2 separate regions of the Homo sapiens genome follow, and region 1 is linked to region 2. Evidence: read pairs that join two places in POLR2A ChIA-PET (ENCODE). Cell type or tissue: OCI-LY7. All regions are shown on one strand. Links, peaks and the distances in the headings refer to the core of each region. The heading gives the core; the rest is flanking DNA.

The links. Peaks named below come from ENCODE experiments on the same cell type or tissue, not always from the same donor. Only the 100,000 strongest peaks of a DNase experiment are listed, where the experiment ranks them.
Region 1: POLR2A ChIA-PET joins it to region 2 with 6 read pairs; 8 of 35 experiments call an interaction of 5 or more read pairs at or near these places.

The regions. Positions count from the first base shown.
Region 1 is chr1:32,261,465-32,265,856 of GRCh38, forward strand. The region is part of intron 1 of LCK (LCK proto-oncogene, Src family tyrosine kinase); the gene reads left to right. Among named protein-coding and RNA genes, the nearest start is that of LCK, 12 kb to the left of the region's middle. RefSeq lists a silencer at 3,431-3,730. In OCI-LY7, for the core only: no CTCF peak of the experiment used is centred there; DNase peaks (open chromatin) are centred at 2,477, 3,617 and 4,037; H3K4me3 peaks cover 1,893 bases; H3K27ac peaks cover 4,000 bases.
Region 2 is chr1:32,184,054-32,188,445 of GRCh38, forward strand. TXLNA (taxilin alpha) reads left to right here. Exons shown (of 11, transcript NM_175852.4): 4 at 472-563; 5 at 3,901-4,071. Among named protein-coding and RNA genes, the nearest start is that of TXLNA, 6.6 kb to the left of the region's middle. In OCI-LY7, for the core only: no CTCF peak of the experiment used is centred there; a DNase peak (open chromatin) is centred at 2,178; H3K27ac peaks cover 1,104 bases.

The sequences.
Region 1 (4,392 bases), core at 103-4,102, 77 kb after region 2:
GTGAAACCCCGTCTCTACTAAAAATACAAAAATTAGCTGGGCCTGGTGGAACGTGACTGTAATCCCAGCTACTTGGGAGGCTGAGGCAGGATAATCACTTGAACCTGGGAGTTGGAGGTTGCAGTGAGCCGAGATCGTGCCACTGCTCCCTAGCCTGGGCGACACAGTGAGACTCTGTCCTCTGTCTCAAAAAAAAAAAAAAAAAAAGGGCCAGGTGTGGTGGCTTACACCTGTAATCTCAGCACTTTGGAGGCCGAGGTGGGCAGATCATGAGGTCAGGAGTTTAAGACCAGCCTGACCAACATGGTGAAACCCCGTCTCTACTAAAAATACAAAAATTAGCCGGGCATACTAGGCGCATGCCTCCAATCCCAGCTACTCCGGAGGCTGAGGCAGGAGAATCGCTTGAACCTGGGAGGCAGAGGTTGCAGTGAACCGAGATCACACCATTGCACTCCAGCCTGGGCAACAGAACTAGACTCTGTCAGAAAAAAAAAAAAAAAAAAAAAAAGAGATTCTCCTGCCTCAGCCTCCCAAGTAGCTCAAGTAGCTGGGACTACAGTCACGTGCCACCACACCCAGATAATCTTTGTATTTTTAGTAGAGATGGGGTTTCACCATGTTGGCCAGGCTGGTCTCAAAATCCAGACCTCAAGTGATTCACCTGCCTCGGCCTCCCAAAGTGCTGGGGTTACAGGTGTGAGCCACGGCCCCCGGTAGCCGGACGCCGGCCACTAATTATATAGCTGAGCATGGTCGGGTGCCGTGGCTCACACCTGTAATCCCAGCACTTTGGGAAGCCGAGGCAGGTGAATCACTTGAGGACTGGATTTTGAGACCAGCCTGGCCAACATGGTGAAACCCCATCTCTGCTAAAAATACAAAAATCAGCTGGGTGTGGTGGTGCGTGCCTATAATCCCAGCTACTTGGGAGGCTGTGGCAGGAGAATCTCTTTTTCTTTTCTTTTTTTTTTTTTTGATGGAGTCTAGTTCTGTCACCCAGGCTTGAGTGCAATGGCGCGATCTCGGCTCACTGCAACCTCTGTCTCCTGGGTTCAAGCGATTCTCCTGCCTCAGCCTCCTGAGTAGCTGGGATTACAAGCATGCGCCTAGTACACCTGGCTAATTTTTGTATTTTTAGTAGAGACGGGGTTTCACCATGTTGGTCAGGCTGCTCTCGAACTCCTGGGCTCAAGGAGTCCTACTGCCTCAGCCTCCCAAAGTGCTGGGATTACAGGCGTGAGTCACCATGCCCAGACTCCTTCTGGTCTTAGTTTGATAAAGATTGCTGAGTAGCCAACATGATCTAACCAGGTTAATAAATGAGGTCAGTAAAAAGAAAATCAAAATTAAAGCTTAATATAAATTTCTCATTGTCTGAAAGAAAGAAGTGGAGGAAGGGAGAAAAAAAAAAAAAAAAAAACAGATGAAAGGAATCCCCAGGGCTCCCAGAACCAGCAATGAGGGCAGATTCTGGGGTGAATGAAACAGGACATTCTTTTCTCCCAATTTAGGAATCCAAGGTCACGAGTAAGAATTTCATAGATTCGAGGCTGCCTCTGACTAGGGCATGTAATGTTCTCAGTCAAACTTAAGGCTGCCCGTGGTCCACAGAACATTTTGTGATGATTATAAAAAGGCCACAGGCCAGGTCTGGTGACTCATGCCTGTCATCCCAGCACTTTGGGAAGCGGAGGTGGGCAGGCCACTTGAGGTTGGGAGTTCGAGACCAACCTGGCCAACATGGTGAAACCCTGTCTCTACTAAAAATAATAAAAATTAGCGGGCATGGTGGTGCATGCCTGTAATCTCAGCTACTTGGGAGGCTCAAACAGGAGAAATTGCTTGAACCCAGGATGTGGAGGTTGCAGTCAGCTGCGATTGTGCCACTGCACTCCAGCCTGGGGGACAGAGGAAGACTCCGTCTCAAAATAAATAAAATAAATAAATAAATAAATAAATAAATAAATAAATAAATAAATAAAAATTAGACTGGGCATGGTGGCCCATGCCTGCCATCCCAACACTTTCGGAGTCTGAGGTGGGAGGACTGCTTGAGCCCATGAGTTTGAGACCAGCCTGGGCAACATGGTGAAACCTTGTCACTGCAAAAAAGTAAAAATAAAAGGCTGGGCATGGTGGCTTATGCCTGTAATCCCAGCACTTTGGGAGGCCAAGGTGGCAGGTTAGTAATCCCAGCACTTTGGGAGGCCAAGGTGGCAGGTTACTTGAGCCCAGGAGTTCAAGACCAGACTGGCCAACATGGTGAAACCCCATCATTACAAAAAACACAAAAATTAGTCAGGCTTGGTGGCATGGGCCTGCAGTCCCCACTACTCAGGAGGCTGAGGTAAGAGGATCCCTTGAGCACAGGAGGCAGGAGTTTGCAGTGAGCTGAGACAGTGCCACTGCACTGCACTCCAGCCTGTGCGACAGAGCAAGACCCTGTTTAAAAAAAAAAAAAGAAGAAGACCGGAAGGATGGGGTATACCCACATTTTGTATAAACAGATGTATGCCTATATGACTTCACAATTACATAGGGACGGTCGCTGCTATTCATAGTCTCATTCTGTTATATATCCCTCTGCACACACAGACTCCTGCAAACCCACAGATATGCACCCATAAGCACAGGGCTCACTGCATATGTTTTCATATGCACAGACTTGCATTCAACAGGCAGGTAAATATATACCCAGAAACGTGCATTCCAGGTAGAGGGGGGATTGTCTTGAAGAGAAAAGCCTTTGTTAACAGCACAGTGGTCAAATTTTTGATGGGAAATGGACCCTACCCTGTCAGACCTGCCTTCCTGCCTCACATTCTCCTAGACCTCTCAGCCCTCCCCCTCCACCCTTAGACTTTCCAGGGAGTGAAAAGTAGAGGAGAGGATCTTGATAAAGGATGTAGGAGCCAAGCCAGGCATATGCCAGCAATCCCAGCTATTTGGGAGGCTGAGGTGGGAGAAGCGCTTGAGCCCAGGAGTTAGAGACCAGCCTGGGCAACGTAGTGAGACCTCGTCTAAAAAAAAAAGGATGTAAGGTTTTGATATGAGTTTTGCATCTGCCAGGAACCCTCAGTGTATTATTGGGACAATCACTGAACCTCTCCTTTTCCCCAGTTTTAAAATGAGGCTGATGAACTGTATTTGTGTTTCCTAAACTCTTGTGAAGACAAAGTGTCTTTTACCATTCCCTGTTCTACACTCCCTCTTCCCCACATGGATCTCATGATTTTAAAGTTTTTACCTACTAAGCTACCTCATTTAGATGCAAATTTTCTTATTTTCAAGTTAAAAAAATTTTTCTTTTAATAGAGAAAGGGTCTCACCACGTTGCCCAGGCTGGTCTCAAACTCCGGGGCTCAATCGATCCTCTCTCCTCAGCCTCCCAAAGTGCTGGGATTACAGGTGTGAGTCACTGCACCTGGCCTCAAGTTTACATTTTAATCAAAGATTTGGCTGGGCACAGTGGCTCTCGCTTGTAATCTCAGCACTTTGGGAGGCCGAGGCAGGTGGATCACCTGAGGTCAGGAGTTCAAGACCAGCTTGGGCAACATGGTGAAACCTCATCTCTACTAAAAATAGAGAGATTAGCTGGGCGTGGCGGCACGTGCCTGTAATCCCAGCTGCTCGGGAGGCTGAGGCACGGAGGTTGCAGTGAGCCAAGATTGCGCCACTGCACTCCAGCCTGGGTGACAGAGTGAGACTTTGTCTCAAAAAAAAAAAAAAATGTAATCAGCGATTTAATTAAGTATGCAATGAAGAAATAAATAATACAATTTGTCAAAACAAGAAACAAAGTATAGTGGAATTTCCTTTCAGATTTTTGAAATATTAAAATAACCTAAAGGCCTCCCCGGCACTAGCCTGGGACTTCCTGGGAGCATGTAAACTTCAGGCTGGGAGCCTCTGACTACAAACATTTCTGGCATTGCCAGATCCTATGGACTTACGATTGCTGCCAGGCCCTATCCTCCAAAGCTCACATGCTTATAGAGGGCAGGAACTGCCACCTGTAGCTGGGGGGCCATAGAGGAAACAGTAGAGGCCAGATACCCTGCAAAGCTAGAGTTCCTCTGATCTTAATTTAACATAGGCTGACTTTTTCTCACTTTTTGCCCAGTCTTAAGTCGGGGATTTTCTGGCCCAGATTCAGTCCAGAATCTAGGACCTGCCTTGCATGCTTTCCTGGATCCTAGCCCAAGGCCTTGTGATTCCTTTTCCCTCCCCACCTGACCCCAGCCTGGACCAGGTACCAGCTTCCAGCCCCATGATCTCCAACCTAGATTCCTTCTGCTTCTTCTACTGGCCTTTTCTCACTGTTGCACCATAGTTTATCTCTTCTCCTTCTCCTCCTCCTTCTTCTTCCTCTTCTTTTTTTCCTTTATA
Region 2 (4,392 bases), core at 83-4,082:
AAAGTTCACTGTTTGGCTACTCTGTTGACAAGAGTTTAGTATTTCTCAAGGAGGCTAAGATACCTATTCCTTTTTGGATCCTACCTCTATCAGGAGGGTGGGCCTTCCTTGCATTGAAACAGTATGAAACAGTAGCCCTGAATTCATAAGTGGGACACCTTTCTTCTATTGGTAGAGCAGGCAGTTTTTTTCTCCTGCCAATGGTGCCTACTAAGGAGATTTCACTAGGGTACAGTCGTTCATTTGATAAGCATTTGTTGAGCATATCCTCTGTGATGGTACTATGGACAGTACTGGGGCTATAGTGAGGGCAGGATTGAGTTGGTCCTTATGGCAAGGAAGGCAGCTAATCAACAAGCAAAATATAAAGTATGATGGGGAGGGCTGTCTTCAGCACTCATGAGTGTGAGCCCAGGCCTGGAGGGGACACCTGGAGAAGAGGGTGCATGTCTTTGCTCCTGTGCTTTTCAGGGAAGGAGATCACGTTGCTGATGCAGACATTGAATACTCTGAGTACCCCAGAGGAGAAGCTGGCTGCTCTGTGCAAGAAGTATGCTGAACTGGTCAGTTCCCCCCTCCGCGGGCACCTTCCCTGCGTTGGGAAAATCAGCATGCCACCTGGTGTAAGGTTGGGGGTGCAGAGTCAAGTAGGTGGCTTAATTCCTGTTCAGCTTTTCTCTGAACTATCTGTTAAATGGGGAATCACTTCCAGCCAGCCTCTTCAGGGCTGTGCAGCAAGAGGAGAAACTGCATATTCCTTGAAAGAAATTTCTCAAAGAATGATTCCAAGGTGGTAGAGCCCTTGTTCCTGGCCTGAGTCCAAGACACCTTGTGATCTTGATGCTTCTTCCTCAAATACAGATGCATAGAGCCATTATCACAGTTAATAAAACTAACACTAGTCACTTGATACTTTTTCCTTTTACTCCAGAGCAGTCTTCTTGTCACTGCCTCCTCATATTCCCCATGACATTGACTTTTAACAGAAACTAGACTAGCTGTCTTGTAGGATGCCCCCTTCTAGCTTTGTCATCTCTGTGGTATCATTTTACTTCTTTACCTCCTGGTACATGTAAGTGAAGTAGAAGTTAGCTCTAAAGCTTGATCCAATTCAGCTTCAACTTTTTGACAAGAATTCTTCATAAGTACTTCATGTTCCATCACAATAAATGCAAAGCATGCTCTTCCCACTTTGTTGTAACATTGTTCAGTGGGTTGGGGGTGGGGCAGCCAGATTCTTCCATCATCAGGTCCCTTGTCAGAATTTGAACTAACAGATTTATCCATTGATGGTCACAGCCTGTGTATGTATGTATGTATGTATGTATGTATGTATTTATTTATTTATTTATTTTTTGAGACGGGGTCTTGCTCTGTCGCCCAGGCTGGGGTGCAGTGGCACGATCTCGGCTCGCTGCAAGCTCCGCCTTCTGGGTTCATGCCATTCTCCTGCCTCAGCCTCCCGAGTAGCTGGGTCTACAGGCGCCCGCCACCATGCTAGGCTATTTTTTTTTTTTTTTTTTTTTTTAGTAGAGACGGGGTTTCACCGTGTTAGCCAGGATGGTCTCGATCTCTTGACCTCGTGATCCGCCCGCCTCGGCCTCCCAAAGTGCTGGGATTACAGGCTTGAGCCACCACGCCTGGCCTATTTATTTATTTATTCAGAGTCAGAGTCTCGCTCTGTCACCAGGCTGGAGTGCAGTGGCGCGATCTCGGCTCATTGCAACCTCCACCTCCCAGGTTCAAGCGAGTCTCCTGCCTCAGCCTCCCGAGTAGCTGGGATTACAGGTGCATGTCACCATGCCTGGCTAAATTTTGTATGTTTTAGTAGAGACAGAGTTTCAGTATGTTGGCCAGGATGGTCTTGATCTCTTGGCCTCGTGATCCGCCCGTCTCAGCCTCCCAAAGTGCTGGGATTACAGGTGTGAGCCACTGTGCCTGGCCTCTAAGTATTTATTTTAAAATTAATTCATTCCACACACATTTATTAATATTTTCCTGTAAGGAACTTTACTCATCTTTAAAATGGGGAATGTCATACCTGCCTAATGACATTCTTGTAAGGATTAAATAAAAGGTATAAGGAAGATAAGCACCCTTTTGGAGTGATCCAGCCAGGGGAAAATTGCTGATGCAAGAGAGGAAATGAGTTGCTAGAGTGGTGTTGTGAGTAGAGGAGGGGAGCTGAGGCCTGCCCAAGAAGGGGGCTTGGCTGTGGTAACCACATGGCTAGGTCTGTGTGACTGGAGGAGAGGACGGGGCAGGTGGACTGGTAGATGTGCAGCTTGTGCCCCTGATTCTCTAGTTTCTTCTGTGTTTTGAGATTTGATGAGAACGATGAAATAGTTGTCTGGAAGGAGAGGAGTGTGAATAGCATATGCATTGTATTGGGATTGCTGGTCTTCCTGAAATTGGTGGCCATGAATTTAAAGTGAGACTCTTCAAGTAGGGTTGTTATAGTACTGGTGTAAAGCAGGAAGGTGCTTTACTAGGGTTGCAGTACTACTGGGGAAGGGCCAAGAGAGTTGAGGGTGTAAGAAATCCAAGCCAGGTAATGTAGTTATTTTAAAGGAGAGTGGAAGGATGGTTGAGTCAATGGATTGGAGGTCCTATAGGGTAAGAGACTTTCTGAGGATCACAGATACTGATTGGAATGAGCTAAAAAGATAGGTGATGGTAGTCCTGGACTGGGATGCTGGAAATTGAGATAGTGGGTGTGCTCTCTGGTAGTGACAAAGTCTAGATCTGCGCTGTCCAAGATAAATTCGTCTCTAGCTAATTGACATGTGGCCAGTTTGAATTTGAACATGCTATAAATGTAAGATACACATCAGCTTTTGAAGACTTAAGCAAAAACAAAGAATATAAAACATCTTTTTGTGAGAGAGTGTCTCAGTCACCCAGGCTGGAGTGCAGTGGCGTGATGTCCTGCTTCCAGGTTCAAACGATTCTCCTGCCTCACAGCCTCCTGAGTAACTGAGATTACAGGCGCATGCCACCAAACTGGCTACTTTTTTGTATTTTTTTTTTAGTAGAAACGGTTTCACCATGTTGGCCAGGCTGGTCTTGAACTCCTGACCTCAAGTGATCTGCCTGCCTCAGCCTCCCAAAGTGCTGGGATTACAGGCATGAGCCACCACTCCCGGCCTCACTTTTTTACATTGATTCCGTGTTGAAATTGTAATGTTTTGGATATTAGGTTAAATACATATATTACTAAAATTAATTTCACCTGTTTTTTACTTTTTTAGTGCGGCCAGTAGAATATTTTTAATTACTTATGTGGTTTGCATTATATTTCTGTTGTACAGGCCTGGATAGGGTCATGGGAGGGGAACTGAGCTGGGGAAAGGAGTGGGTTTGTGGAAGAGGTGATGGACTGTGAGGCCAGGGAGTTAGAAGGATTATCTGTTGATACTGAAGTGGCCACAAATGAGAAAAGTAATTGTGTTGGGGAGAGCGCTGATGAACGCAGCGCTAACGTTTTGAAGGAATGCGAGGGAGCGATGGGGGTCTGTCTGTTAATAGGCACAAGGTACGGTAGCAGGTGGTCTCATCCTCGGGCATGAGTGTCCAGCAAGTTGGGGAAATGCAACAGCTTGAAGTGGCTCTAGTGGCCCAGAGTCAGAGCTGGAATAGGAATTGGCATCTGCTGGCTGTGTGGCCCCTGCTTGCCCTAGTGAGTTACCATTTCTCTGTCCCTACGGTGGAGCCTTTGGGGTTATTGTGAGTTCATGGGAGGAGCGTGTAAGCACCGGCACAGCATCAGCCCATGAGAGTGCTCCTGGCCTGAGAGGGTAAGGGTCAGGGCAGCTCAGGAGACCCTAGACCTGCATAGTGATCCCCCCACCAGGAAGGCCCCACAAGATGCTCACCTGCCCTCCCTATCCCTGTCCCCAGCTGGAGGAGCACCGGAATTCACAGAAGCAGATGAAGCTCCTACAGAAAAAGCAGAGCCAGCTGGTGCAAGAGAAGGACCACCTGCGCGGTGAGCACAGCAAGGCCGTCCTGGCCCGCAGCAAGCTTGAGAGCCTATGCCGTGAGCTGCAGCGGCACAACCGCTCCCTCAAGGTAGGCCTGGGCCCCCTGGAACAGGTGACTCTGGTTTCCTTGACTTCCACTTAATGTTTCTTTCATGGGCTTTCCTCTTAAAAAGTAGTGCAGGCTAGGGCCAGGCGCAGTGGCACACATAAGTGATTAAAAATCTTCTGGCCACTAAAAAACAGAAATTAATTTTAGTAATATACTTAACCCAATATCCAAAACATTACAATTTCAACATGAAATCAGTGTAAAAAAGCAAGGCTGGGTGTGGTGGCTCACACCTGTAATCCCAACACTTTGGGAGGCTGAGGTGGATGGATCACTTGAGGCCAGGAGTTTGAGACCAAC